6 separate regions of the Homo sapiens genome follow, and regions 1, 2, 3, 5 and 6 are each linked to region 4. Evidence: chromatin loops called from intact Hi-C (ENCODE). Cell type or tissue: PC-9. All regions are shown on one strand.

What was found. Hi-C counts contacts between places; a loop is a spot of excess contacts. Peaks named below come from ENCODE experiments on the same cell type or tissue, not always from the same donor. Only the 100,000 strongest peaks of a DNase experiment are listed, where the experiment ranks them.
Region 1: it touches region 4 in a loop (6-fold over the local background); 59 of 110 quality-filtered maps call a loop at or near these places.
Region 2: it touches region 4 in a loop (6-fold over the local background); 13 of 110 quality-filtered maps call a loop at or near these places.
Region 3: a loop joins it to region 4, with 11 times the contacts of the local background. A loop is called at or near these places in 10 of 110 quality-filtered maps.
Region 5: a loop joins it to region 4, with 6 times the contacts of the local background. A loop is called at or near these places in 6 of 110 quality-filtered maps.
Region 6: a loop joins it to region 4, with 7 times the contacts of the local background. A loop is called at or near these places in 22 of 110 quality-filtered maps.

What each region holds. Positions count from the first base shown.
Region 1 is chr10:4,769,274-4,774,273 of GRCh38, forward strand. No RefSeq gene overlaps it. Among named protein-coding and RNA genes, the nearest start is that of AKR1E2, 54 kb to the right of the region's middle. In PC-9, a CTCF peak has its summit at 2,092 (motif pointing left); DNase peaks (open chromatin) are centred at 1,638 and 2,168; H3K27ac peaks cover 2,179 bases.
Region 2 is chr10:3,465,298-3,470,297 of GRCh38, forward strand. All of the region lies in intron 3 of LINC02669 (long intergenic non-protein coding RNA 2669), which reads right to left. All of the region lies in intron 1 of LOC105376360 (a long non-coding RNA gene), which reads left to right. All of the region lies in intron 1 of LOC124902538 (a long non-coding RNA gene), which reads left to right. Among named protein-coding and RNA genes, the nearest start is that of LINC02669, 35 kb to the right of the region's middle. RefSeq lists an enhancer at 2,011-3,210. In PC-9, a CTCF peak has its summit at 2,166; DNase peaks (open chromatin) are centred at 2,404, 3,094 and 3,854; H3K4me3 peaks cover 2,798 bases; H3K27ac peaks cover 4,122 bases.
Region 3 is chr10:3,887,585-3,892,584 of GRCh38, forward strand. No RefSeq gene overlaps it. Among named protein-coding and RNA genes, the nearest start is that of LINC02660, 22 kb to the right of the region's middle. In PC-9, no CTCF peak of the experiment used is centred here; DNase peaks (open chromatin) are centred at 587 and 2,607; H3K27ac peaks cover 3,466 bases.
Region 4 is chr10:4,660,503-4,665,502 of GRCh38, forward strand. The region is part of intron 1 of MANCR (mitotically associated long non coding RNA); the gene reads right to left. LINC00705 (long intergenic non-protein coding RNA 705) reads left to right here. Exons shown (of 3, transcript NR_015425.1): 3 at 1,197-1,917. Among named protein-coding and RNA genes, the nearest start is that of LINC00705, 6.8 kb to the left of the region's middle. RefSeq lists enhancers at 835-1,818, 1,819-2,801, 2,185-3,384, 2,655-2,949, 2,675-2,969. In PC-9, no CTCF peak of the experiment used is centred here; a DNase peak (open chromatin) is centred at 2,779; H3K4me3 peaks cover 531 bases; H3K27ac peaks cover 2,411 bases.
Region 5 is chr10:4,731,507-4,736,506 of GRCh38, forward strand. The region is part of intron 2 of LOC105376375 (a long non-coding RNA gene); the gene reads right to left. Among named protein-coding and RNA genes, the nearest start is that of MANCR, 56 kb to the left of the region's middle. In PC-9, no CTCF peak of the experiment used is centred here; a DNase peak (open chromatin) is centred at 2,015; H3K27ac peaks cover 2,008 bases.
Region 6 is chr10:4,352,835-4,357,834 of GRCh38, forward strand. No RefSeq gene overlaps it. Among named protein-coding and RNA genes, the nearest start is that of LINC00703, 29 kb to the right of the region's middle. RefSeq lists an enhancer at 188-1,387. In PC-9, no CTCF peak of the experiment used is centred here; DNase peaks (open chromatin) are centred at 1,407, 1,757 and 2,737; H3K27ac peaks cover 2,226 bases.

The sequences.
Region 1 (5,000 bases), 110 kb after region 4:
CATAACTCATAAGAAGGCATATTGATATTAAAATTTTAAAGTGTAAAGGTGCTATAGATATCTCGGCCAAGTTATCTCTGACTTTTTCAATGATATTTACAAATCTGTCAATTGGTATGCTTTAAATATTTTTTAATCCATTCTTATGGTTACTTATTAATAACTTTTATAAACTTTATAGTATATAAAATGAATTCAAATTTCCTTATCATGTTGAATATAAGTTCTGGTTTCCCAGTTCCATCTTCAAGATAGCTGATTGACAGTATATGACTAAGAAATAGGACTATAATTGCTAATGGTTTGCTTTTTTATATAGGAAACAATACAAATGAAGATTAGAATTTTTACTATTTTTTTAACAAAATTAGCAAATCATGCACTTACAGACTCAAACACAAGCCTAAGTAAGTAGACAAGCATTTATTGTATCCACTGTACAATTCTTTCTCACCATTACGGAAATTAGCTTATTCCTGGATGGTTCAAAAGCTTCCTAAACACATGGAATTTAGATAATTACAAAAGGTTTTTATAATGGAGCCTCTTTTGCAAATCAATATAAAATTGTTAGCTGACCTGGAAGGGGGCACGGACCGGAAAGCCATTTGTTTTAATGGAGTCTTAAGAAAACTGCATAAAAAAGAATATGCTGTTAACGTCTTCCTAATAAATCAAAACAAGAGACTATTTGTAATATAGTAAATGTAACTTTGAGAAAATTTAATTATATTTTTTTAAAAGAATAATCCTGAATGTTGACTTGGAAACCACAGATTTCAGAACTTGCCTCTATATTACCAATATTTCTTTTCATTGATGCTCTAACCTCTAAAAACTAATAGTAAATGATACATCAAAATGCTAACCAACCTACAAAACTGAGTACTCCAATGTTTCTGAGAATTATTTGGGATATAAATTTAAAGCTCATATATGAATAAAATTATAATAAACTCATTCTGCAAGATTATGTATTAATCCAAATAAAATATATATTTGATTTTTGAAAATGTCACAACTTTAAAGAATTAAAATTTACATAAGATGAGAGAGGTTTTAATACACAGTTTAAACATTTGGAGGCTGAAATTAACTTTGATTCCAGCATTTTTTGCTTTCTGATTTCAAATAATTATGACGTTTAAAAATAATCAAAATATCTCAAAGTAATATTTTATGTTATAATTGGTTTGTTTTTACTTTGCCGTGAATTAGTATACTAGTTACAAAAATGGAAGCTGATTGGAAAAAAATAGAAAAATGTCTTAAAAACTTTTTGAGGGGTCATTTATTTTTTTAAGAAGTAACATGTATCTAATGCTGTCTTGGATACACTAAAAAGCACTTAAGACATATGTGAATTCACTTAATAAAATTGTTTTCCATATAAATATTATTTAAACTCCCTAAAATATTGTCTTTTTCTTTTCTTATTAAGGTATAAAATTTCTTTGCCTATTTCTAGAATTAATAAACAAGTTGCTATGAGCAACTTGGGAGAAACACAATAAGATTCTTTAAAAACTTTTTTTTCCGTTTCTTTTTTTAAGTTTTCCTGTTGGCCTGACTCATTGTGCTCTCACATCCCTTTGAAACCATATGGGGAAGTAATAAAGTGTGTCTCTTCTTCCAAAGATATGCACTGTTTATTAACTGACTAAGGGAAATACTATGAGCTCATTACTATTTGTCATACATGGTCATTCAATCACATTGAGCAACAGACAAGACCAGGAAACACCCGTGTAAAAGGACAATGGATAATGGGCAGTTTAACAGTTTAATTTTTTATGAGAAAAAAAAGAAGTTGAATATGACCTTAGATAAAATACAAAATACAGCAATAGTAACACTGCTGGCCATTTCTATTCAACAACAAACTCTCTGTTCTCTGCAGAGACTAGGAGGCAGGTACAGGATTCTGCCTACAAATAACTTTCTTTCTTTAGCACCAAATTGTGCCCAGTGTAGCACCACTTATTGTCCAAAGAATTAAAAGCCTTCAGCAGCAGATATTATTATTGTCTTTCAAAGATCTCCTTCCTGGGAATTCCATCACATGTAAACATATGCTTAAGGATTTAGCTCCATCTACAGGAAGCAGAAAATAAAACAAATTATTTGTAAATACAAAGTCCTCTCTGCACACATCCATTTAGATAAGATTGTTTTTGCTTCTTCCAAATGATGCTTTTGGCTGAGAAAGTTCCAGCGGAGAAAGGAGAGCAGTTAGAGTAGGAAATGGGCATATGACTCATCCATTCCTGGGGTTTTGAATCAGAAGAAAATCTGATTCTACTTCATTAAATAAATTTCTATAAAAAGCAGCCATTTATAAAACATGACTTATGAAACATATTGCCAAGGAGGAAGCCTCTCCCAGGATTTTGCAGGGATTTATCAAACAAGAGTCCCTGAATGTTAAAGTTTCAGATAATTCTGTCTCTGGATGTGGGTTTCATTCCCCTTCTTCCCCATAAACTTCCTATCCTCTGAGAATATGTGCCACCCCCCATAACTGTGTCCACTGAGCCAGATCCCAGGACAAAGGGTGTCAAGGAGGGTTGGAGGAGATGGCTTGGGAAAACCTGCCAATATCCTTTCTCAAAACAATGGCAGAAATCTGGGTGCTGTCTTCTTTCCTGCTCCACATTAATTGACAATAAACATAGCTATTTACTTAAGAGGAAAGCGGAAACTCAGAAATGGTTTGGTCACCAAAAACCACAAATGAAATATTCCATTTTCCCCAAAGTCATATTTATCCACTCTTAAACAACCTTCTAAAGAAGAGCGCATCGTTAGTTGGACATGTTAGTCAAGCCACGTCCTTGCCATGGAATGTTCTTCAGAGCATTGAGTGGAGATCATGTACCTCCACATTCCCGGAAGCATATGCCTCATGTTTCTTCATTGAATAATTCAAATCTAAAATTAGGGGTAAAATGCTCTATTGTACAAAGATGCTGCCTTGTTTATATACCCAATTTCCATTTCTAAATAAATGTACAGTAGCTCTGAATGAAGAAACTGCGTTTGGGTTAATCCTTTGTACCAAGAATAATGACTAGGCTCCAACCTCAATCCTGCATGAGTTTATACTGAAACTTCACCATGTGTATGAAACTATACTTACTCATCAAATCATTTTATTCCAGAGTAAGGAGAAGATCTGCCACAAAGAGAAACACCCAACTCTACCCCAGAGATGCTACAATTCTCAAATTCCATAAATTAGATGTTTTTCAGCCTCAAGCCTTTCAAGTCTCCTTCAGATTTCTATTACTTTTGCGTGAACGATAAACTCATAAAATGTAAGGTTCTGCTCTATTAAATAATGCATTATGGATGTCATATGATTTTGTAAAAGCTTCATAACATTTCTAAGCAAATAAATTATAGAAACTCTGGGTAAAGGTAGTAGATTAGACACATGCTCGCCTATGTCTGCTCCTTCCACAAATCCTAAGGAAATTATAGAGAAGAAGTATAAATTCACAGACAGGTGACTGAAAGGAGAGGCTGCAGTGGATGAGATACATTAACAAATATTTGGGCGGGATGGTGGAAACCGACTTAGCGGAACAAAGGAAGCTGAATCCTAAGAGAATTTTTCACTGAAGAATGGGGAAAGATAAAAAACGAGAGGTTCTGAGTTTTGCAAATGCAGTGATCAGATGGGGTTCAAAACCAGGAGGGCCAATTGACAGGTGGAATAAATAGTGATCGGGCATCCAGGATTCCTTCTCTGAGTTTTTAAATGTTTTCTAATTGATGTATAATAGATGTACACACTTTCAGGATACATGTGATAATTTATTGCATTCACGTAATCAATAAAGATAAAAGCAGCGCAATTAAGATGCCTATCACCTTGAATATTTGTCTTTTCTTTATGCTAGAAATATTTAAATTATTCTTTTCTAGATATTTTGAAATATACAATAATTATTGTAGACTATAATCAGCCTACTAATCTATCAGTCTTATTTATTTTATCAAACTGTATATTTGTAGCCATTAATCTGAGACTAGTAACCATACCTCCCCAACACAGAAAGAAATTGATTCAGAGAGATTATACACTGGGACATGTGAGGCACAGTGGTGGGTGATGCTTAGGCATTAAAACCAGGAGAATTAGGTTAAACTTTATAAACTTCACTGCAGAAAATGGAAGCAGAAGGAATACTTCCCAGTACCTTTTATGAGGCCAGAATTACTTTAACACCAAAGCCAGATTAAAATCATTACAGAAGAATAAACTAGACTCCAACATGTCTTATAATTATAGCTCAACAGAATATTAGTGAGTCAAAGCCAACAATGTATTTTTTGAAATACACTACAACCAAGTGGGATCATTTCATACCTGAAGTAAAGTATACAAAAGAATGATTCAACATTCAAATATCAATCAATGTCATCCATCATGACAACAAGCTAAGAAGAAAAATCATATGCTCATATCAATAGATGCAGAAAAAACATTTGACGAACCTCACAACCATTCAAAATAAAAATTCTCAGCAAACTAGGAATAGAGGGGAACCTTTTCAACTTGATAAGAAGATATCTACCAAAAACCTACAGCTAATATCATACCTAATGGTGAGAAACTTAATGACTTTCCCTTAAGATTAGAAATGGCAAGGATGTCCTCCCATACGATTTCACTTGACATCATGCCCAAAATGCTAACTAGCACAAAAAGACAAAAAAGTGTAATTGAAAATATACAAATGGGAAAGGAAGACATAAAACTGTCACATGAATGACTCTGTAGATTTAAAAAATATATATATATAAGTAACAAATGAGTATATCACGGTCACAGGGAACAATATTAACATATATAATTATTTTGTATACTAGGAGTAAACAATTGGAATGTAAAATGTAAAAAAGGAATACAATTTACTATTGCACCAAAAGAATGAACTCTTTTGTTAGAACAAATCTAACAAAATATTTAAGTATCTACATGTGGAAAACTA
Region 2 (5,000 bases), 1.2 Mb before region 4:
TTGGGTTGGTCTGTGTTTATGACAAGTATGGAACTCATTCAAAAGTTACCAAAGCTGTACTTTTCTCATTCTCTGAGTCTCCCTCATCAGCAGGGTGAAGTCCTCATATTATGGTCTTATAACTGTCAACCTGATGAGCATTTTTTAAAGTGATCTCTGGACAAACATTCTCCTGGCTGTGAGGACAAGCTGCAGTTCGGACCAGCCTCCTGTGGAAGCAAACATGCAGTCACTGGCCTCCAGAGTTTGGCTTAACACAGCTCTTCCTCTTCCTGAAAGTTACAGCAGGAAGCCGTTTTCAACGTTGCTTGTAAAACTGTAACTTCAGCATTACACAAACTTCAGGAATGAAAGCTCACCTGCAGGAACATGAGTGAATATAAACAGGGGTGCCTAGAACCACTGCTCACAGCTAGAAGCCTGCGCGGGAGATGGGGGTGACAGGATAGGAACGGGGCGGCTCAGGCCCCAGCCATGGCACCATCACAGAGTGCGTGCCTCCCTCCTGTTTTCATGCACGTGGCACATGCCGGAGGCAGCCAGGTCACCAAGTGGTCAGAGCTTTCCTCTGCTTTACACCACGTAGGACCCATCTGAGCATTTTCCGGAATAATTATAGGGTGATTTTTCAGGGAACGTGGGCAGTGTTTCTATTTTCAACTTTAAGTTTCATGGAGGAAATTTTTAGAGTAAATGGTGTTATGTATATGGCTATATTTCAGCTAAAATCTGTATTCAGTTGGTTTAAGATTTGAAGGAAAGAATAAGGAGATTATAGATTGGAGACTGGCTTCTCAGGAAGTTTCTACAGAATCTAATCTTATCTCATTGCTTGTATTTGTACTTCTCTATTCAGAAACAACTAACAATATAGAGTTTTTCATCTTTTCGGAACCATTAGAGTTTGTTCTTTTTTTTTTTTTTTTTTTTTTTTTTTTTTTTTTGTGAGACGGAGTCTCGCTCCGTTGCCCAGGCTGGAATGCAGTGGCCTGATCTCAGCTCACTGCAAGCTCCACCTCCCGTGTTTATGCCATTCTCCTGCCTCAGCCTTCCGAGTAGCTGGGACTACAGGCGCCCACCACCATGCTTAGCTAATTTTTTGTATTTTTAGTAAAGACGGGGTTTCACCGTGTTAGCCAGGATGGTCTCGATCTCCTGACGTCATGATCTGCCTGCCTCGGCCTCCCAAAGTGCTGGAGGCCGTGAGCCACCAGCTACAGGCGTGAGCCACCGTGCCTGACCTCGACTTTGTTCTTAAAAATGTAAAAATATCTATTTTTTTGCAGTTTTCCCTTTTGGCAATAAAAGTATCATTATATATTAGGTCTTTAATATATATAATGCCATTAATAGATATAGACTTTATTAATGAATGTTAGAATATATAATGTGTGTGTATATTATATATTCTAACATTCAGTGTATATATATATATATACACACACACACATTATATATTCTAACATTCAGTGTATGTATATAAATATACACACACATTGTATACTCTAACAGTCATTAATAAAGTCTATATAGAATGAAAATTATGACATTTAGGTTCTTACTGACTGAAGCCATTTTAAATATTAGATGTTAGTGTAACTTTTTTGATTGTTCACAGACTATTCAATGTCTGAAGTTGTTTTACTATCTTCAAGGGCAAAATAAAATTCTTTGTACACTTGCTTGAGTTTTCTTTGTTTACCTTGAGGATGAGCTGGTGAAGACTTAAAGGCAAATTGAATGCATCTGGTTTCAGATCCAATGAGTGCAGCTCACAGAGGGTTTTCTTAAAAAGGCATTTGTATCTTTTGTAGAAGCACATTGGAGATCTTTCACAAGCCCTTGAAGAAGTCAGGAATAAAAAGTTGCAACTTCCCCGGGAGAGAGCAACTCTGACCCTAAAAGTTAACGTTACATCCCAAACGTGGAAAACAGGAAATTTCAGATGGGTTTTGGCAAAACACATAGTGCCACTCCTTCTCTTGGTGTGCTAAGTTTTCCCAAGTCTGTGTACTCCTTATAGCGCAGGAATTCTCCAAAGGCCAACATTTCAGTTCCAGAAAGAGAAATAGAATCAACGGCAACAACAACAAAACAACTTTACCAAGAGCAAGCAAATTGCCTCGTCTTGGTGACTCCTCTGCAAAACTGCAAATTCCACCCCCGTGCGGCGGGGCAGGACATCTCCCAGACAGCTGGGGACACCCTTTCCAGCGGGAGCGGGAGGCGCTGTTGTTCAGGAAAGGAAGTTGTGTGTTTGTGAATGAGCGCACTTTGTGGTTCATGTGTTTGGGCAGGACAAACTACACCACAGGGTTGGGCGGGGCTGTGTGTGCTGGGCACGTACGCTTCTTTGTTTTGTCAGCTTCCCGAGAGATCAGGGAGAGCATAGATATATCCCTTTTTCAGTTCAGAGGAAAACACCTAACAACAACCTCAACAAACACAACAACAACAGCAAAAGGACGAAGCGTGAGCCAGAAATTCCATCTGCGTGAGTATGCTGGGAAAAGCCTGGCGAGGAATCCTGGTTGGTGAAAAACAGATTCGGTGCTTATTGTTCTGCTCTGTAAGTCACCAAAGAAATGTGGGCGTGTGCTGCTGGAAAGAAAATAGACTTCCACAAAAAGTATGAATCACTTTTGTTAATTGTCAAAGAAAATATATATTAAGTGATTACTTAGCTTCTGGAATTAAAACAAAATGAAAACAAACAAGCATCCTCTGTCTCTCAATACTTTTAAAACTGAAGATGGCAAAATAAGGCAAACCAAAGCCACCAGTGCATCTTGGCATGGTCAGCAGAGGAGGGCAAGTTTTCTAAAACCTTAAAAAGTATCTTGGTGTCATGAGCCTTAGAGTTATTTGAAATGCAGTTATGTGAAACCCCCCTCTATCTTTCATGAAGCCTCAGAAAGGAGTCCAGGGAGCCGGGGTTTGTGGAAGTTAGAATTTATCTGATGATCCAGAGCTGCTTCTCCCCCACGATAGGTCACCGTGAATCGGAGTATTTTGTGGTTGGCCTTTTCAAACAGGCAAGCATTTGGTGGTTTGTCTTTTGTTTAATTTGTTACCAGATCACACAAGATATTTTTCAACAGAATTTCAGAAAGCATCTTGGGAAATCCACAAAAATGGGCTGAGTCATCTAACCAGAAACAGTCCACACCACATCTGACTCTGAATGCCTGGCTTTTCTTTCTTTGGGGAGAAAGTTCTCAGCATCAGTTGGATGAAAGGGCAGGGAAGTCGAGATTGATTTGGGGTTTACAGGGACATAAAGAGAAATTACCAGCCCCAGACTCTGAAAATTTTTAAGGTATCAGAAAAGTGCTTGTGATAGAACCTGATGATTGCTTTTGGTGCCTGGGATGGTTATTAAGGGTCAAAATAATGTGGAGATGCCATCATGGAAAAGTGACTGTGATATGAATCTGTTGCTAAAAATGATGATTTCAAGGAGCAGAATGACATTCCATCCACCTATGACACGCACTTCACATTTGGTTAAGGGTTAGGCCAAGAGCTTTTTTTCTTTCTTTCTTTCTTTCTTTCTTTCTTTCTTTCTTTCTTTCTTTCTTTCTTTCTTTCTCTCTCTCTCTCTCTTTCTTTCTTTCTTTCTTTCTCCCTCTCTCTCTCTCTCTCTCCTCTTTCTTTCTTTCTTTCTTTCTTTTTGTACAGCTCTTGCAGCTCTAAACCCACAAAGCAGGTTAGGTTTCCTCTGGCCTGTGACCTAATCTTTAGTATTAGAGGAGGCACTGATTTGTTTGCTCTGATGTAAGCCCAAAGGGAATTTGGCTTCTTGATTTATAACAGGATTGGGTTTCAGGCCTCTAACAGTTAAAACCGGTCTTCAGCAGAGACTCAAGCAGGGGGAATGAAAGTTACACAGTGCGTGGATTAGTCCTTTGGTGTTTTTGACACAGTTTCTTTTCATAGGAGAATCTTATTTCAAATAGGGAGGCGTTTCCCCGTTTTAGAAAATGCTTGTGAAATGCATGACTCATTACGCCCTTGCAAAGAGCCAAAAAAAGTTCTGCAGAGTCTAGGACAGGACTAAACCGCAGCTAAGTCTAATATTTCAGTCTTGCTGAAACAGCTGTTCCCACTCGGGTCCGAGAGCGGGTGGGAGTAGAGATGGTGTGTGGGGGGGTCCCCACTTCAGTTCCCCAAAGCATCAGCTGCTCCCTGTCTTGAACAGAATCAGCTCCAACAGGGAGAGGCTTGGACATGCCCGCCATTGACGCTGCCAGGCCTCGAACTCTCCTGAGAGTTGGATTTTTCCCAGTCTGTGCTATCTCACTCTTATTTGAGGAATTTGAGTCAGAGCAAAATGTGGGCAGAGAAGGAGAAGGAACACCAACACCTCAATTATTGAGGGAAAAGACGTGCAGGTTTTCTGTAGCAGTGAACCTGAAGGAAGACACTGCTTTGTGTCTGGCTCCCAAAGAAAAAGGCCAAGTTGATCTTTCCTGTGAAACAGCTGAAGGTACCACCTTGAAAACTGGATGTTTTCCCAACTGTGGGCCAAGTTTCAGCTTGAATACAGTCATCCTCGGTATCCCTGGGGAACTGGCTCCAGCACACCCTCCCCACAACATCAGTGACTACCCAAATCCACAAAATGGTGTAGTGTTTGCATATAACTGATGCACATCCTCCTGTTTGCTTTAAATCATCTCTACATACCTTATATCTAATACAAGATAAATGCCATTGAAATAGTCGTTGTACTGTATTTTTTGTTTGTATTATTGTTATTGTTTTTTTTTTTTTTTTGAGATGGAGTCTTACTCTGTCACCCAGGCTGGAGTGCAGTGGTGCCATCTCAGCGCACTACAGCTTCCGCCTCCTGTGTTCAGGCCATTCTTGTGCCTCAGCCTCCCAAGTAGCTGGGACTACAGGCATGCACAACCATGCCGGGCTAATTTTTGTACTTTTAGTAGAGACAGGGTTTTACCATGTTGACCAGGCTGGTGTCGAACTCCTGACCTCAAGTG
Region 3 (5,000 bases), 770 kb before region 4:
ATCCCAGCACTTTGGGAAGCCAAAGTGGGCTTGGGGCCAGGAGTTCAAGACTCAGCCCAGCCAACATGTGGAAACCGCATCTCTACTAAAAATACAGAAAATTAGCCGGGCATCGTGGTTCATGCCTTGTAGTCCCAGCTACTTGGGAGGCTGAAGCACGAGAATCGCTTGAACCTGGGAGATGGAGGCTGCAGTGAGGTGAGATGAGGCCACTGCACCCCAGCCTGGGAGACAGAGCGAGACTCTGTCTCAAAACAAAGAAAAAAAAAACTTTGCTGTGTTTCACATTTTAAAAATTTTATTTTCCATAGTCTCCGGTTCCCAGACATTTCCTGAGACTCCTGTTCATTCAAGAGAGGTGGAGAAAGCCATAAATGAGAACAAACCCGTCCTTCTCACTAAGGGGAATTTCCTGGCAAAACGGAGCCTGGCACGTCAGTGTCTGGGGTTAGTTACTATCACCGCTGCTCTGGGACTGAGTCACAGCTTCCTCCAAGGCTTAGGGTGCCCCAGACACAAACTAGTTTTCTAAAACTTCTCAAGGCATTCCGTTCCTCCTTCGTTCCAGCCCCTCATGTTATTAACTCACCTAATTCATCACATGGGCATTGTGTACAAAGGCACTCTGCTACTCACTGAGGATACACATTGTTCTTAACCTCAGGGGACATTCCTCAAGGAATTAACCAAATCAGGAGATCCTTACCTGCAGGGGTCAGACAGGGAGCTGAGGACAGCCCCCGGAGGACAAGGTCCTGAAGGCCTGGTTTGTAGCTTCTGTGCTGTGCTTATCATTGGGCCTGGCACATTGATCTCTCCATAAACTCGTGTAACTTAAATGAATGATTGAGTCAGAGCACAGGGCAGAGAGCTGTTTTGGAGGCCACTTATCTTCATGTCATAGTTACCCAGACATAAGACCAGAGGCGTTCCCTTTGGTCTCATATATACATATATGTATTGTATTTTTCCCTAAAATTATTCCTTTGTATTATTTTTGCAATTATAAATGTATATTTGCAATCTGAAATGCTGAGTTTCTTTTTTACATCAGGAGCAAATATCCAAATTTTCTTTTGTTTGTTTGTTTCTTTCTTTTTTTTTTTTTTTCCTGAGACAGGGTCTCACTCTGTCATCCAGGCTGAGGTGCAGTGGTGCGATCATGGCTCACTGTAGCCTTGAACTCTCCAGGCTCAGGCGAGCCTCCTACCTCAGCCTACCAAGTAGCTGGGACCACAGACACACACCACCATGTGCGACTAACTTTATTTATTTTATTTATTTATTTTTGAGATGGAGTCTTGCTCTGTTGCCCAGGCTGGAGTGCAGTGGTGAGATCTCGGTTCACTACAACCTCTACCCTCCTGGGTTCAAGCGATTCTCCTGCCTCAGCCTCCTGAGTAGCTGGGACTATAGGTGCACCCCACCATGCCTGGCTAATTTTTTGTATTTGTAGTAGAGACAGGGATTCACTATGTTGGCCAGGCTGGTCTCGAACTTCTGACTGCGTGATCCACCCACCACAGCCTCCCAAAGTGCTGGGATTACAGGTGTGAGCCACCACACCCGGCCAACTAGCTTTATTTTATTTTATGTTTTTTTGTAGAGATAGTGTTTCGCTGTGTTGCCCAGGCTGGAACTCCTGGGCTCAAGTGATTCTCCCACTTTGGCCTCCCAAAGCCGCCCAAAGTCCTGGGATTATAGGTGTGAGCCACTGTGCCCAGAAAAAAATTTCCTTTTTACTTCTGTACCCAGAGCTGACCTTACTTAAGCTGTGGAAGATAAAAAAAAAATCACTACAGTATTAGTGGCCTCAATTGAAGCAGTTATTTCGAACTAACTGAAATCGGAAAAACAATTTCTTTTTACTTCTGTACCCAGAGATGACCTTACTGAAGCTGTGGAAGGTTAAAAACATCACTACAGTATTAGTGGTCTCAACTGAAGTAGTTATTTTGAACCAATTGATATGTATATATTTTATTTGTAATTTAGAAAAATACTAATAATTCTGTCTCTTAATATATGTTGGGAGTAGCAGCTCTTAATGAATTGTTAGTAACGCCCTTCACTCCCATCCCCTACACCCCTGTCTTACGTACAAGTTAAATTAAAGGGGTTGATAAACTCACTTTTCTGTCGTTTTATTCAGCTCTAAATGCTCTGGTTATTTCAGAGCTCCTGGCTTAAGGAATTAAGATTCTCATCAGATACATAAACAAATGAGTATTTCTTTCCAAGATCAAAGCCAACCTTTGTTTTGACGATCGCTTTTTATAAAAACAAGTGGTGTTGATTTTTGTACACATTGTCTCTTTTTATTGTCTAACATCATAAAAATATTGCTGCAAAAACAGCAGAAATGAGTTGAACCCTGCTGGCTTCACATTTCTCCAGGAAGTTTTTTTCTGAATGTGCCGTGCACTGTCCCATGCTCAGCTGATACGATTAGAAAGAATTGCCCCCACCCACTCTCCCTGCACCCATCCATCCCTCAATCCTTTTTTTGTCACAGACTCTGGCCAGAGAGGAATGTTTTGCTTTCATCTTGATGCATACTGTCCTCAGGAATGTTTAGCAAGAAGAGGGGGAAAAAAGTTTCATTCAAGGCCAGGTGATCTCAGAGGCCATTTCCCACAAATGACCAGACCTTGACTTTAGCTTTCTCTTTCCTTATGCCGGCCTTCTTTGATAGCCTCCGAATGTCCTCATGAGCTAATGAACCATTTCAGTGAATTTTGACATCAATAAGACAATTACTCAACTTCTAAACCCTCCTCTCTCAGCCTGTTGTCCTCTTGCCTCAGGAGGAGGCTACTGACAAATGGACCTGATTGCACCTGTGTTTTCTGGACACAGTATCAATCCACATGGTGCTTTTTTTTGGGGGGAGGGGGGCAGGTTCATAATATAAGGCAAGGTTCAAAACTGGAGGACTTTACATACACATCTAGATTTCTATCTTTTCTTGAAAACCCTGGAAATCTGGGAAGACTAGATCCAAATTTCCTTGATTGGAACAACTGGCCAGAGTTGAGTTCTCACTACACTTTGCCACAGTCTCCAGCACTCCCTACAGCCCTGCACTGAGGCTGATTACCACTTGCCAGTCACTGGGATGCTTCTACACCTGTGTTTATCGCTCCCAAGCTTCACTTCTCAGTACATAATCTTCTTGGCCCATGTTAGCATTTGAGTTTGCAACCTCGACTCAACATCATATTTTCTTCATAAAATGGTAGCTTTGTCAGAGGTGTTTGAACTAGGGCGACTCCATCTTAAATAGAGAGTGGATAAAATAAGGCTGAGACCTACTGGGCTGCATTCCAGGAGGTTAGGCATTCTAAGTCACAGGATGAGATAGGAGGTCGGCACAAGATACAGGTCACGATAAACCTGATAAAACAGGTTACAGTAAAGAAGCCGGCCAAAACCCACCGAAGCCATAATGGCGGTGAGAGTGACCTCTGGTCATCTTCACAGCTCATTATATGCTAATTATAATTCATTAGCATGCTAAGAGACACTCCCACCAGCACCATGGCAGTTTACAAATGCCATGGCAGTATCCGGAAGTTACTGGATATGGGTCTAAAAAGGGGAGGAGCCCTCAGTTCCAGGAATTGCTCACCCCTTCCCTGGAAAACGCAGGAATAATCCAGCTCTTGTTTAGCATGTGATGAAAAGATAGCGAGTATCCTTAGATGAGCCACCCACGCCGCTGCTCCGCCTATGGAGTAGCCATTCTTCTATTCCTTGATTTTCTTAATAAACTTGCTCTCACTTTACTCTGTAGACTTGTCCTGAATTCTTTCTTGTGCAAGATCCAAGAACCCTCTCTTGGGGTCTGAATCGGGACCCCTTTCATGTAACAGCTTTGAGGGTTTTTGTAGAGATAATCCAATTAAATTGCATTACATTTTCTTAACCTGTGTCACAGTAAGATAAGATTCTTTGCCCTGTCTTTTACCAGTAGCCACCTGGTATCATTGGCGTCACCTTTAACACCTAACAGGGGACCTTACCCATAAACATCATTCCATCTACATTTTATAAAGCATTCTTCAAATGCATGAACTTATTTAGATCTCAGAACTTATTTAGACAATTCAGAAAGGGAAGTTTCATCATCTCTAGTTTATAGATGGGAAACTCAAGTTTAACGACAGTAAGTTGCCTGAAGTTAATCAGTGATTTGAAAGGATGAGATTTGAACCCAGAAGACCTGGGACTGACAGCCCACAACTTGATCCCAGGTCTTCTGGCTTCAAACCTCACCCTCTTTCTACATTAAGATGTTGACTCCTTGATAAATTCTGGTCCAAACAGTTCTATATGTATTATTGTCAAGAAAAATAGGCACTGGCTGGGTTTTGTGGCTCATGCCTGTAATCCAGCACATGGGAAGCCAAGGTAGGCAGGTCACGTGAGGCCGGGAGTTCAAGAGCAGCCTGGCCAACATGGTGAAACCCTGTCTCTATTAAAAATACAAAATGTAGCCAGATGTGGTGGTGTGTGTCTGTAATCCCAGCTACTTGGGAGGCTGAGGCATGAGAATCGCTTGAACCCGTGAAGCAGAGTTAGGTTGCAGTGAGCCGAGATTGCAGCACTGTTCTTCAGCCTGGGCAACAGAGCGAGACCTTGTCAAAAAAAAGAAACAAAGAAAGAAAGAGAGAAAGAAATAAAAAGAAAAGAAGAATAGGTACCTAACCAGCCTTCTGGAAGTGTCCAGCTAGATGTTTTTAAAGACAAAGATTATAAGTATTTAATAACAAGGCAAAAAGAAAAATTACTATAGAGAGTGGCTTCTGGGTTTAGGGAATCTTTGCAATAATTTATCAGAGAACGGACAGCATTCATACCACTGTTACCATATATGCTTCTGACTTCATGCATATTTTCATGGTAACAGAGTGGTATGAATGCTGTCACTTCCTTGATAAATCATCACATGGCAAGTCATGATTTGATGGTGGGAGATAAGGAGTGTGCTTACTTTT
Region 4 (5,000 bases):
GATTTCCTTTCTCTGCACATCTCTATCTCCCTCTCTCCCTCTCTCTGAGTCTCATCCTCCTCTTCATTCTTTTCTCTTCTGCCCCTTCCCTCTCCATGCTATCTCTTGCTCTTCTCCCTTCCTTACCCTCTCTGTCTCTCCCCATCTTTACTCATTATGGCTACTTTGCCTGACTACTCTTGAGTTATTTCGACTTGGACTAGAAAAGAAAAAATGAGAGCCAACAAAATGGAACAAAGAATTTGCCCTTTCTCCTGAACATTAGCATGTTTGGTGATTTATGTGTAGCTTTCCTAGGATAATATGAGACTCATGTTTACAGGGAACATGGAAATCTAGGAAACAGAGACAGAAGTCACCTTCCTTCCCCCCCACTCCCTCCAATTGCATCACTGTACTGGACCCATGAATAGACACCAAGGGGGCAGGCGCGGTGGCTTCCGCCAGTAACCTCAGCACTTTGGGAGACTGAGGCAGGCAGATCACCTGAGGTCAGGAGTTAGAGACCACCCTGGCCAACATGCAGAAACCTCTTCTCTACTAAAAATACAAAAATTAGCTGTATGTGGTGGGGCACACCTGTAATCCCAGCTACTTGGGAGGCTGAGGCAGGAGAATCACTTGAACCTGGAAGGCAGAGGTTACAGTGAGCAGAGATCACACCACTGCACTCCAGCCCAGGAGACAGAGTGAGACTCCGTCTCAAAAAAATATAGACAGCAAGAGCCCACTGTGGGTTAGGCTCTGTGCCTGCTGCCAGAGAGTCTCAGGGCCAAACGTTAGTATTCAGTGGCAGAGGTGAATAAGTGACTCGATGGACAAAAGTCATATTATAGCAACTAAACTACTTTACATGCTGGAAAACAACCAGATTTTGCTCATATTACCTTAAGAGATCCAAGTGTTTTTGTGAACAAAATAGCCAAGAACACAGTGCTGCAACATCTCCTTTTTAGCGAATTTACCAAAGGTGTATGCCAGATAAGAATATGTATATAAGGTCACTTTATATTTGGCAGTGGCTATGCAAATAATTGTAGTTTTGATATGAATTGATCACCGTAGCAGTGACCTCTCCTACTCTGTGGCCATGCGTGGATGTGAACTCTGTAAAGAGGGAGAGAACTAAAAGCATCAGGGCTGGCTGCTCGACAGGACTCCTCCACTCCGTTTGTGTTTCCTTTTCTTTCTTGCAGAAGAGCCGTCCTCTGGCAGATATGTGAAAGAACTGCCTATGAGGAGCGAGAGGCTACTTCGCACACCTCGCAGCTCAGGTCCCCGGAGACGGCTTTACAGGCACACAAGCCCCTCTCCCAAGCCATCTGCCAGGAGCCCCATGAGGAACACAGCACAGCGCCTGCATCAGAAGCCCATGGGTTTGCCTATCACATGTCTTGTTTTCTCCTGATCCGTGGCTCACAGGCTCAGTGTGACCCAACCTCCTAGATTTCCCCATCAGTGCTATTTGCAGTGCCCCCAAGCACTTTCCTCCACTCCAGTCCCTGAGCGCATGCCAACGGCCCTATTTTCAGCCACCCCTCTCCATGCCTCTTGTCTGTCTCTAGCTGACAAGCAGATTATCTCTTCTGTCCACTTTGTTTGCCAATGTACTTTGGCACCATTGAATTCCAACACATGAAGTAAACTGAACTGTGTACAACGCTGAGCACACACGTGGTTTGGAGAGCAGCCCCTTGTCAGGATCCAAAATGTTCCCAAGCCTTGTTGATATTTGGGTCACTGCAGATCTCTGAGTCCCCCTTCCTTTTTAATCTTCTTCCCCTCAACTCATTCTCAATTTCTCTCTCTGAAACCACCTGTGAACACACTTATGCATTCAAATAGATGCATACTGTTCATGCTTATATTTTTCTGTAACCGTCATATCTAATAAATACTTATCATCCAGGAAAAAAATGTTGTTGGGCAATAATAACATGCTAAATAATGGCAAGTCCATTATCATATTTTTGTAGCAGTATTTCCTTTACTTGTCACACACACTTGATGGAAAACTTCAAAAAGTTAATTTGAAGCAGTCTTTTCAGAAAACAAAACTGAGTAAAATCATTTACCATCGTTCAAAAGAGCAGTCCCCAATATTAACAGTAGCAGGGACCCATTTTGTCCACGGATGTGGTAGGTGGGGGATGGTTTGGGGATGAAACTGTTCTTCTCAGGCATTAGATCCTCATAAACAGCACCATCTAGATCCCTGGCATGCGCAGTTCACAGTAGGGTTTGCACTACTGTGGGACTCTAATGCCGCAGCTGATCTGACAGGAGGCAGAGCTCAGGCGGTTGTGCCCAATTGCCCACCACTCACCTCCTGCTGTGCATTCCTTACAGACCACGGACCAGTACTAGTCTGTAGCCTGGGGATTGGGGACCCCAGATTTAAAACGCTTTTTTAAAGATTGGCACAAGTATGCCTGTTTTTGCTGTAATTATATTAACTGCATATCTGTACACTATCCCGACTAGCCTGGCTTTTATTTCTGCTTCTTCACTTTGGTGACTTCTGTCTCTGTTTCCTGGATTTCCATGTTCCCTGTAAACATGAGTCTCATATTATCCTAGGGAAGCTACACATAAATCACCAAAGATCCTAATGTTCAGGAGAAAGGGCAAATTCTTTGTTCCATTTTGTTGGCTCTCGTTTTTTCCTTTCTAGTCCAAGTCAAAATAACTCAAGGGTAGTTGGGCAAAGTAGCCATAATGAGTAAACACTTAACAGGGCGTTTCACCCAGCAACTGTCTGCAGATAGCAGTTGCATGAATCATGCAGAACACGTGGATGTCTGTTAGTCTCCAGGGATTACCAGGCTCTGACTCAAGGGTGGAGTTTGGTTACAGAGGCACTTCACATGCCTCAGCAACCTGGGTAATGTCAGTTGATCCTATTATAGGCAGAGGATCAGCAGTATTCAGACCAACACTGTGTTCATTCAGTTCCAGTCCAAAATTACAGTGGCACAGCCAAATAAATCTAGGTGGCACAGAAAAAGCTACTTATAATAGAAGCTACTGGAAGTCCAGCTTAGCTATGGCTCCAGGCTTAAACAGATTCCCCTGTCAATATCCTATTTGTCACTCCAGGACGGTGTGTCAAAGCAACGGGCTAGGTTTCACCCTGCCCCTGCCTTCAGTTTCTTTGATGTTTAAATGCCTCTGTACAGGAATCTGTTTGAGAAACAGATCTATTTTTATTCATAATTACTTCTCCATCTGTCTCGGTATTTTCTATAAACAGAGATTAACGTCCTGCGTGTTAACCTATTTTAATCTGTGAACTATTCAGAGCCAAAATGTCTTTTTAAAGAGTAACAAGATGATATGAACATTCTGTTTCACAAGGCAGAGCTGAGCGTTACTGCAGGTTCTTCAAACCATTCAAAGAAGAATGGCTTTAAAAATAAAGTCTAAGGAGCGTTTCATTCACTACCATGAAACTACATATCAGCTTGATTTTTTTAAGCTAGCAGGAAAAAGCGTTCTCATGAAATGTTTAACGTGGATATTTGTCTTTGTGTGGGTTCTCCCTTTGATGTATTTGGAGGTAATTTAAGAATGAGGGTTTGGGACTGGTAGGGCCTCCATCATTTATTACACAATCTTGAATAAAACCCTGAAGTTCTCATTTCTTTAGGTTCTCCATACATAAAATGGGAACAAAAATGCCCAAGTCTAACTGAAATGTTATTGAAAGGATGATATAAAGTAATGTGAAAAATATATAAAGAATTGCCCAAATATGTGAAATCCTGTTATAACTAAATCTAGAGTCATTAGGTGGAACTCAACCATTACTACATAAATAAATGGACATTAAAGACTCATTGACTTCACTAAATCAACATCTGTTAAACAATTGTATAATATATGCCCTTGTGGATTTTGTGGCAAAGCTGAGGGTCTTTGAAATATAAGAAGTGAATGCTTGCATTGCTCATCTGAAAAATAATTTCTATATCTAGACATGTCCATTTCTAGCTATAAATGATAAAAGTTTGTTTCCTCATTCCACGGCTATATTTTTGTCACATACTGTTTTTTGTTTGTTTGTTTATTGAAACAGAGAATCGCTCTGTTGCCCAGGCTGGAGTGCAGTGCTGCCATCTCGGCTCATTGCAACCTCTGTCTCCCAGGTTCAAGCTAATCTCCTGCCTCAGCCTACCTAGTAGCTAGGATTACAGGCGCCCGCCACCAGGCCCAGCTAATTCTCCTGCCTCAGCCTCCCAGGTAGCTGGGATTGCAGGTGTGTGCCATCACGCCCAGCTAATTTTTTTTTTTAATTTTTAGATATGATGGGGTTTCCCCATGTTGGCCAGGCTGGTCCCAAATTCCTGACCTCAAGTGATCCACCCACCTTGGCCTCCCAAAGTGCTGAGATTATAGGTATGAGCCACCATGCCTGGCCTGTTTTTTAATACAGATAAAAACATACTATGAAATGAACCATTTTAAAGTGTACACTTCAGTGGTTTTCATGTATTCACAAAGTTGCACATTCATCACTACTATATAATTCCCAAATGTATTCACACAACAAAAAGAAATTCCATACTAGCAGTAACTTCTCCTCTTCCCTCAGCCCTGGCAAACACTAATCTAGTTTTTGTCTCTATGGATATACTATTTCTGGACATTTTATATTTTTTATATTAAGATTTCTAGCTTCCTTATCTTCGATAATGTTTTTAAGATTCAGCCACATGTTACCATGTACCAGAACTTCACTTATTGTGTGGCTGGATAATATTTCATTGTAGGGCTATGCAACACTTTATTTACCCATTCACTCTCTCTTAAATGGACATTTGGTTGTTTCCACATTTTGGCTATATTTGTTTTTGGTTTCCACATTCTGACCAAAAAAAAAAAAAAATGCTGCTATGAACTTTGATGTACAAGTTTTTGTTTGGACATATGTTTTTATTTCTCTAGGGTGTGTATCTAGAAGTGGAATTGCCAGGTCATATAGTAACTAGTTTAATCAT
Region 5 (5,000 bases), 71 kb after region 4:
GCTATTTTTTCAATTGAAAATTATTTTCCATGAAAAAGTAACAAAATCAACTCACAACTGTATCTCACAAGTGCTGTTCCTTAAAATAATCATCATACTTTGACTTCCAGAAGCTAAGTATGCATATTTCCCAGCTATCACAAGGAATGTTTAAAAGATGTGTACTGAAGGGTCGATATTGTAAGTTAATTTATTTTAGTGCTGTTTCTTAAATAAAGTCAACACTTGATTCCTTTTAATGTTCTAATGGATAAAAATAAAACTCGCTGCTGACGTAGTTTCATGCCGCTGCTCATATCTGTGCTCAGCCATCCGTAGTTTTCTCCACTATGGCTTGTGCACCATCAGTGCAACACAAAAGGCAAACGAGGTCTCAGTGTAATTCTGAAAAACATTTTGGTCTCGCAGAACTCCTGCAAGATCTCAGGGAGAGAACATATTGAGACCCACAGCCCTGTATATTTCCACTAAGCAGGGATCCAGCTTCACCTTGAACAACTTAAGCCAAGATATCCTTGCTTGGCACAGCAATGATAGTCTCCCTTAATGAAGTTGAAATCCATCTCCCTATAACTTTCACTAGTAAATCCTACCTACTCCAACCTCTTGGGGAAGCACAGAAAAAAACTAACCCCTCTTCCGTATGTCAGCCTCTCCACTATTTGAAGATAGTTTTCATGAATTCCCAGATCTGGGCTTCCCCAGGTTCAATATTCTTTTATTCATCAACATTTCCACATAGGAATTAAATTTTAACTCGTGTGCACATCCTTGCTACTGATATAGTTCAGTGTATTATGAACCATCTCACTGTTTATTTTTAACTTTATTTTCAAAGATGTCAGATCTTCATTACAATCTGGTGGTGCTCCTTGCCCAGTATGAATGTCTTGCTTTTATATTTTATGGCACTACCTCTTAGCCAAATATTAAAAAATTAACACAACTGATAAAATCCTAGCAAGAAATAACACAGAAAACACAAATTAAAAATATCAAGAATCGGCTGGGCATGGTGGCTTACACCTGTAATCCCAGCACTTTGGAAGGCCGAGGTGGAAGGATCACCTGAGGTCACGAGTTTGAGACCAGCCTGGCCAACATGGTGAAACCCCATCTCTACTAATAATACAAAAAATAGCCAGGTGTGGTGGTGGGTGCCTGTAGTCCCAGTAACTCTGGAGGCTGAGGCACGAGAATCACTTGAACCCAAGAGGCAGAGGTTGCAGTAAGCCAAGATCACGCCACTGCACTCCAGCCTGGGCAACAGAGCAAGACTCTGTTTCAAATAAAAAAAAATCAAGAATCACAAAAGGCTGATTACAAATCCCACATACATAAAAACATCACATTATGACAAATATTGAAAAAAATACATTATAAGTTTGATTAAAAAATACAAATTTACCAAAACTGAGACTAGAAAGAGAACCTTAAAATTATTGTTTAGCTATTAAACAAATTGATTCTGTAATTGATTAAATGTAATTGAAACTATGCCAAAAGAGAAAATCTGGGCATAAATGACTTTGCTGAGAAACTCTTCTAAGCATTTAGGAAATAACTGAAAACAATGTTTCATAAACTCATCCAGAAAATAATTAAAAAGGAGCACCTTCAAACTTATGTTTTGAGGCCAGCGTACCTCTGGTAGATTGCACTAAAGTTCTTCATTTTCCACCTCTCCCTGTCTCCACGCCCATTCCTAGTTTCCTCCCACATAGATTCTGGGTTGGCTATGAGACTTGCTTTTGCCTGTGGGACAGCAAAAAACATGCTGCAAGAAGAGACTTGACAACATGCACACTCTTTCTGAGAACCCAGGCACACTATTTCTGAGAACCAGGAGAACAGGCTGGACCAGCCCCTGGAGGATGAGATGGGTGGAGAAAAACTGGGTTGTCTCAGCTGGGAATATTCTAGGCCAGCCAGCTCCCAGCCTGCTCATGAGCTGGCCACAGGTGAATAAGTGCCCAGCTGAGATTGGCCAGTTCTAGTTCAGAGCAGCAGAATTTCCCAGACAACCCGTAGACGCCTGAGACAAATATAAATTCAGTGGTTGACCATGTGCCCCACCACGTTGCAACACAACATGGAGAACGACCTATTGAAGACTCAGCTAAGTCATTAGCTGGGAGACGGCACCTTCATTGTTAAGGCACTGCCCTGCAAGGTCACAGTAAAGCATGAAACCGGAAGGCAATGTTTGGTGCCACCTCTTAGTCATACCTGAGGTCAATAGGTCTAGGAACCAAGGAAACAATGATAAATTTTGAAAAAAAAAATTTTGCTTCCCTTTCCCATGATCTTGGGTTCAGGAGGTTTGGGGGTCTGACTGGCAGAAGGCACAGGCCTTGTCCAGTGACACACTTCTACACTGCAGCCCTTTTCTGGGCTCTGGAAACCACCTCTTTTTGCCCCATGAGGCAGGGCAGTGGCAATAACTCCCTGAGAGTCCTGGCTTCTGTTCCTCCTGTGTCTCCTGTTTGTTTCCCTTAGCTCCACCCCGAACTTTGCAAAGTTTCCATTGCGAAGTTTCCAGGGTGGAAAATGCTATGTTTTGTGTGGAGCCCTGACCCATACGGTCTGTGAGAATAGCTCTAGGATTTTTAAATCCAGGAAAAGCAAGGCAAGGAGTCTACAAGAGTTTCTGATGTCTTTGAATGACATTTGATTGCCAGATAATGGAAAGAATCTTTTTCCAGATAGAATTGCATCCTATCGGTGAACTTAAAATGGCTGTTATATTTCCGTAGTTTTGCTTTTTGTTTTAACTATTATAACTGTGAATATTCGGAAGTTTCACCTAGTGTATGCTTGTTCACATTACTTGCGCCAAATGTAAGGTTTCTTTCTACTTTGTTTCTTAACTCATTAATCATGGTCAGGCGCAGTGGCTCACGCCTGTAGTCCCAGCACATTGGGAGGCCAACGCAGGCGGATCCCAAGGTCAAGAGATTGAGACCATCCTGGCCAACATGGTGAAACCCCGTCTCTACTAAAAATACAAAAAAATTAGCTGGGCGTGGTGGTGCGCGCCTGCAGTCCCAGCTACTCATGGGGCCGAGGCAGGACAATCGCTTGAACCAGGGAGGTGGAGGTTGCAGTGAGCCAAGTTCCCGCCACTGCACTCAGGCTCAGAGATAGAGCGAGACTCCGTCTCAAATAAATAAATAAATAAATAAATAAATAAAGTGAATAAACAAATAAATAAATAAAAATAACACCCAGGATAAAGAGACCATTTTATTAATATCTCTGTCCCCCAGAACCTAACGTTGTGCCTAAAATTATTTACACAGATGATTGAATAAATGGAATACTTGCTTCCCATAGTTCAAGCTCATGTTGTTAAATTTTAATATAACCTATGTGTCTCCAAGTCCTTTAATCTGGGCTTTCCTTCTTATTTAATATCACACACACACACACACACACACACACACCTGCATAAGCCCCCACCTATTATGGAAAATTTAATATAGACTGTAGAGATTCTCATAGTCATCTTTGATTTATATTTTTTTCTTCCTCCTTCCCTCCCTGCCTCCTTTCTTTTTCCTTCCTTCCTTCCTTTTTTCCTTCCCTCCTTGCCTCCTTGCCTTATTCCCTCCTTCCCTCCCTCCCTCTTTCATTCCTTCCTTCCCTCATTCCTTCATTCCTTCTCTCATTCCCTCCCTCCCTCCTTCCTTCCTCTTTCAGTTTGCAGCTGAATTATCTAGCTGCTTATTGTAGCCCATCTTATAAGTAAACCCAAATGTAAGATGTAACCACCTTTTAATAATTTTCCACAATGCCAAAGGCTTGAGGACATTGCGTGCTACACATCTTTACTGAACTTTGCTGTAATGAAACAGTTTGTGTCACAGTTCAACAGTTTCTTATGTGGCCTGCACCTAAAGCCCCAGTCACTTCACAGAGTGTCCTGCTGATGGACCTCCTCCCCAGGGGGCAAAGCCTTTCATCCATTTCTGGGCCCTTTGCTCCCTGCTGCTCTTCAAATATCATATTTTCTTCTTTTAGGACAACTCCACACTTTCTTCTGAACTGGCTCCAGTCAGTGAAAACTCTTGCTCTATTGTTTCAAGTCACTTAGGAAGGAGGTAGCTACATACAATTCCAAACTCAAAACTAGAAACGTTTTCCTCTAAAAGCCACCTGCCTGATAGGAATCACAATATCATCCTGAAAGCCAAAATCAGCTGAAATAAGTTTTTGCGTTCAGTAACATTTTTTTTCTGCTGTGCAATCAGTTTTGAACACGGTTGTGTTTGGCATAATATCTTTCTTTTTTTTTTTGAGATGGAGTCTCGCTGGGTTGCCCAGGCTGGAGTGCAGTGGTGCGATCTCAGCTCACTGCAACCTCTGCCTCCTGGGTTCATGCCATTCTCCTGCCTCGGCCTCCCGAGTAGCTGGGACTACAGGCGCCCACCACCACACTGGGCTAAATTTTTTTGTATTGTTTTTCAGTAGAGACAGGGTTTCACCATGTTAGCCAGGATGGTCTCGATCTCCTGACCTGGTGATCTGCATGCCTCAGCCTCCCAAAGTGCTGGGATTACAGGTGTGAGCCACCGCGCCTGGCCATGTTTGGCATCATATTTTAAATGTTCTTTCTCTCCTCCATTTCTGCCAAGCACTGTAGTGGGGCGGGACAAAGGTGTGTCAGAAAAAGAGCCATGCATCAGGGACTACGGAACAGAAGAGTGGACTTTCTAGGTAGGGACATCTGCTGGCATGTCCAAGGATGGTGTGTGTGTGTGTGTGTGTGTGTGTGCTGTAAAATACGATGGCTTCAAGCAGATAGTGGGATATCTTCAAACAGATCTGTCTCAGCAACATTAACGAGCAAGAAACAAGTTGGACAACACTCTTTAAGATAAAGGTGTTTGTCCGCATGCTCTCACTCATAAGTGGGAGTTGAACAAGGAGAACACATGGACACAGGGAGGGGAACGCCACACACCCGGGCCTGTAAGGGGGTGGGGAGTGAGGGGAGT
Region 6 (5,000 bases), 310 kb before region 4:
TTGCAGGTCGGCTGCCTCTGGGGAGGGGTAAAATGTGCTTCGTGCCAATCACTAAGTGGTGTTCAGGAGGAAAAGAGCTGGAGGAAAAGCAGAGGAAAGGACAAGTTATGATGGAGAAGCATTTTTCTTGGCAACAGCCCTTCCTTCCTCAGTGTGGCTGGTGCCTCCTCACCTTCTCACCTCCTCACCTTTCACAAAAGATTCTCAGCTCCCTTCTTCCTCTTATCTTTTCTTTTTTTCCCGCCGGCTGTTTAGAGTGAGAAAAATATCTGGAAGAGACAATGCTTTGATAAGAAATGATTAAATTCCACTGTGATTGGGGGCATCACGACCACTGCCGAGTTCCATATCTCAGAACACAATAGCCCAGCAGGGACATCCGCGTGGACTGCGTTGCCTCTGCCCAGCCATGGAGCAAAGGTCTCTCATTTCTCCTCTCACTTCAGACCTGCTGCAGCGCTCACACTGTCCTCCTATAATAATGCCAGAGAGAAAGAAAAGCCCTTCGACTCATGTCCCTGGCTAGGGCTGAGATTTCTAGGAGGAGGTAGGGAGGATCGGGGAAAGATATGAATTCTCTTTAGATAAGTGGCTGATTGAAAAATGTAAAAGGATGCTTCTCGGGTCTGGTACTTATGATATCACCAGCATCCATCTGTGTTTGTTAAGCATCTCTCCAACCACTGGGATGTTTGCAGGTTTATGTCATACTCTTCCAGGAAAATATTTAATACATGGACAAATTAGGAGCCAGTGTTAGAAACAAAAATAGATAAACTGTTAAATAAGGGTTGTGGTTCTCTCAGAAGGTGCTAGTAGGAGACTCTGCTTTTAATGTCTACTTCTATAAACAGATCCTAGTTGCTTTGCTGCTATACAAAAAGCAAACCTTTTATAATCCTGTTTTCAGTTTTTTCAATATTAGTATTCACTATGAAGTCTCATTTACTTTATCATTTACAGAGTGACACTTAATCACAAAATCTAGTCAGAGATTTCAAAGAAAACACGGGGAAAAACCCATCAATATGCTGATATATTAATGGTTTACTAGCTAGTTACTATAAATAAAACTCCAACATACGCTACCAACTATCCCTTTCTCTCACCTCTTGTTCCTCCTTCTTCTTCTTGATTTTCATTTTTGTTCCTGAATAGGCAAGGTTACACACAATTTATTTAAAGGACATTTACTCTCAACCTAACGTCTTCACTACCACCAGCCTGTAAAACACTGGCACCTGGACAACATAATATTTTCATTGCTGAGTCATTTCCTCTGGTAAATTTTATCTAAAAGGATAGAAAACAGCATAAACACCATAACTGGTAAAGGTGTAATTTCCAGATTCTGTGGACAATGTGAATCTACTTTGTTTACATTTTCTAATCAAAACAACCTGTAACCTCCAACAAAAGCATTGTGTTTAACAGGAGTTCTCAAATTCTTTAGGAGAAAGTACAGTGCAAACAAAGGGAATCTGGATTCTTTTAAATACAAAGCTGTCCATCACAGGGAAAGGTGCTTGAACCTGGAAAGTATATTTCAAATATAACACGAGTGACTGATTTAGAACTGAAAATGCATTTTCTGTGATTAGAATGGATGTATTATTTGAAGTATAAGCCCAGCTCTTGTGGACGAAACATAGCAGCACAGAACACAACCTGCCTGGGGACTGAGTCAGCTTTGCCGGGAGCATAAAACATTTAATGGCCCATAAAACTGACCTCAGCTTTTCTTTCTTTCACCAGAAATACAGGTGGAAATGAGCAGCTCTATGTTATGACAAATCAGTCGACGAGTATCTATTCTCCACCTCCTTGGTGTCTGGCGCTGTGTGAGGCACAGGCAGCGTAAGGGTGAATAAGGTACAAAGAACCCTGCTGTCACTGAGCTGTTAGCTGAGAAGGTAGAGAGGACATGAAGCCAATCATTACAAGGCATCCCAAAAGATAAATGAACAAGTGGCATGGAGTTGTGGCCACGCTTGTGGAGTATGAGCTCAGGCTATTCCCCTTCAAATACTGATTCAAGACGACAGGAGATGATCTTGAGCAGGATGCAGAAGTTTCTGAGCCTGAATTTCCCTAATTGTAAAATGGGAGAATTTCTAGTAGCTCCCTGAAAGCACTGAATGAGAAGTAAATGTATTAATACTTGTAAATTGTGCCCACAGTATGCCAGGCAGCTGATAGAATTCATATGCCTTAGTAAAGGTGATTTTTACAATATTTGTTCCTGTTTTGTACGCTTTACATTTAAGTCCCTGTTATGAATTGTACACTATCCAAGCAAAATGCATTTTTAAATTCTCACCAACATGCATACTTTCTCTGTCTAATGAAGTAATTTGTAAGATAATAGCGCTGTCTTTGTGTCCTATTACATTCTTATTCCAACTCTTTCATGATACAGGATGGAAAACAAAATAAAATGAAATCGTTTATTACCTCCACTTTCCAAGCAAGAACTGAACGTCAGGAAGAGCCCATCTCTTGGGTTACAATCCAACCCTTTTCTCAAGATGTTTTTCAGGGAACCCAAATTAAAACAGCAACTTTTTTCTCTTTTTTGTTAATGATTCATATTACACATTTATTCAAGGAACAAGAAGCAAAAATTCAAGGAATACCAGGTGGCATTCTATTTAAGTGAGTCAGCAATTATAACTAATATTTATTGGGAGTTTACTCAACGTCATTCACAATTCTTAAGAACCTTAAATGATTCCTTCTCTGATAAGGGCTACAAAGAAGTCAGATTCTGTATGTGTGTTGTGGCTTCTGACTATCTCAGTTCAGCTCTCAGTACATTCATCTGGGGAAAGTTTCCCAACAACCATTGAGGAAGATTTCATTACTATCCTCATTTTAGTGACCAGGCCATTGAAATGAAGTGAGGTCAGCACTATACTCCCCGTAACTGAGAGAGACCTCAAATCTAGGTTTTCAATTCCTATACCCTACAAACGTTTGAAGTATCAACTCTATGAACGTGGATCATGAAGAATTAAGTCCATTTTATTAACTTGACTTATATTTCACAATCGAAAAAGTGGCCACAGTTATTTTGGTGACTTTCTGTGTATCTGTGTGTGAGATGCCAAGTTCACCAAACACTAGAACTGCCTTAAACACTAACAGGAAGGCCAAAATAATTTGCCTCTCTTACTCTAGTTCACAAATTTTACCAAGCTAACCACTTAGTAAAAACAAGTTTCTAGTCTTTATTTTGATGTAGCTCTTTGAGTATGGGTTGGCTACATATTTGAGGACATGCAATTTTCTTTTTCATTGAATTAGACTGTCAATTCCAGTAAACTTTGCTTTGGGGATAAGAGGAGAGGTTAAATTCCATGTAAAGGAAATTAGATGGAACTGAGGAAACCCTTTAACTTGGAAACAGAAGAAACACTGCTACTACAATGAAAAAATAAACCATAGCTGAAAATGTATGCATGAAGGGATTATGAGTAAATCATATACATCTGTGTTTAACCAGAAGGAAAAAAGGTCAGCCTTGTACCATGTGTTCAAACCAACCATTTGTGGAAATTTCATTATTTTAATTTATTTTCAGTATTGGCTAAATGTGACAATGCATTTTATTTTGGGCTGTGTCTGAAAACACAAATTGGTTCAACTATATTTGTCTCAAAAATTGGCCGATTCCCCTCTGCATATCATCTTTTGGGCTCAAAATTATTGGAGGGAAATATGCAGTACATTATTCTCTTTCTTCAGTGACTCAACACTCTTCCATCCAGCAATAACCCTCATGGACTCTACTCTCACTTCTCATTGCCTTTATCTTGTTGGCTCAAAATACATATTTACATGGACTCTATTCATTCTCTAATTCATTAGATGTTGGCATTGCTTTCACAGAATTTGTTATTTTGTGGAGTACTTGGGCTTGGTATCCACCCTTGTTCTTGGGTCAGTGGATCCTCGACCATCTCTTTCATGGGCCACCATAATTAGTGATTGAGAAGCAAGGATTTGGACATTTTTTAATGATAAGTGGTTGGTCACTGGAGTTAACAAAAGTTGGGAAAAAGTTGAACAATCTTTTAGGTACATCAAAGCATTTACTGAAAACCAGCAATTCACATTTTTATGATGAAAGAAGAAACATGATTTTAGAAGTTGATGCACATAAAGGTGGAAGCTCTTGGCGTCACGGGAACTTTACAACGTTGGATTTTGGATAGAAAGTAGACATCAAGCTCAAGTAGAAAAGTAGACTTTTAAAGAAGAGGAAAACAGGCTGGGCATGGTGGCTCATGCCTGTAATCCAAGAACTTTGGGAGGCTGAGGTGGATGGATCACTTGAGGTCAGGAGTTTGAGACCAGCTTGGCCAACATGGTGAAAGCCCGTCTCTACTAAAGATACAAAAATTAGCTGGGCATGGTGGCAGGCGCCTGTAGTCCCAGCTACTCAGGAAGCTGAAGCAGGAGAATCACTTGAACTTGGGAAGCAGAGGTTGCAGAGAGCAGAGACTGTGCCACTTCACTCCAGCCTGGGTGACAGAGTGAGACTTCATCTCAAAAAAAAAAAAAAAAAAAAAGAAGTAGGAAAACATAGCTAGCAAGGACTAAAGAGGCTCAGTAGGGTATAACAGAAAATTTCCTGGATCTCACCGCCTGCCCTGGGGCTGTTTTTCCACCCATTTATTTCTAGATACTAATATGGACAACAATTTAGTGACCCCCCAAACTTAGCTGACTTATTAGCCTTCTTTATCCTAAAAGTGCAAGATATGAGCAAGGTATCTAGTATTCTACAGTATCCTATAGCATTGTGGGATAACTATAGTTAACAATAATATATTATATAGCTTCAGATCACTAGAAGGAGGATGCTAAATATTCCCAACACAGAGAAATGATAAATGTTTGAGATGATAGGCTGATTACTCTGATCACTATACATTGTATGTACGGAAACCTCACTATGTACCCCGTAAATATAGACAGTTTTGTGGTAACTAGAA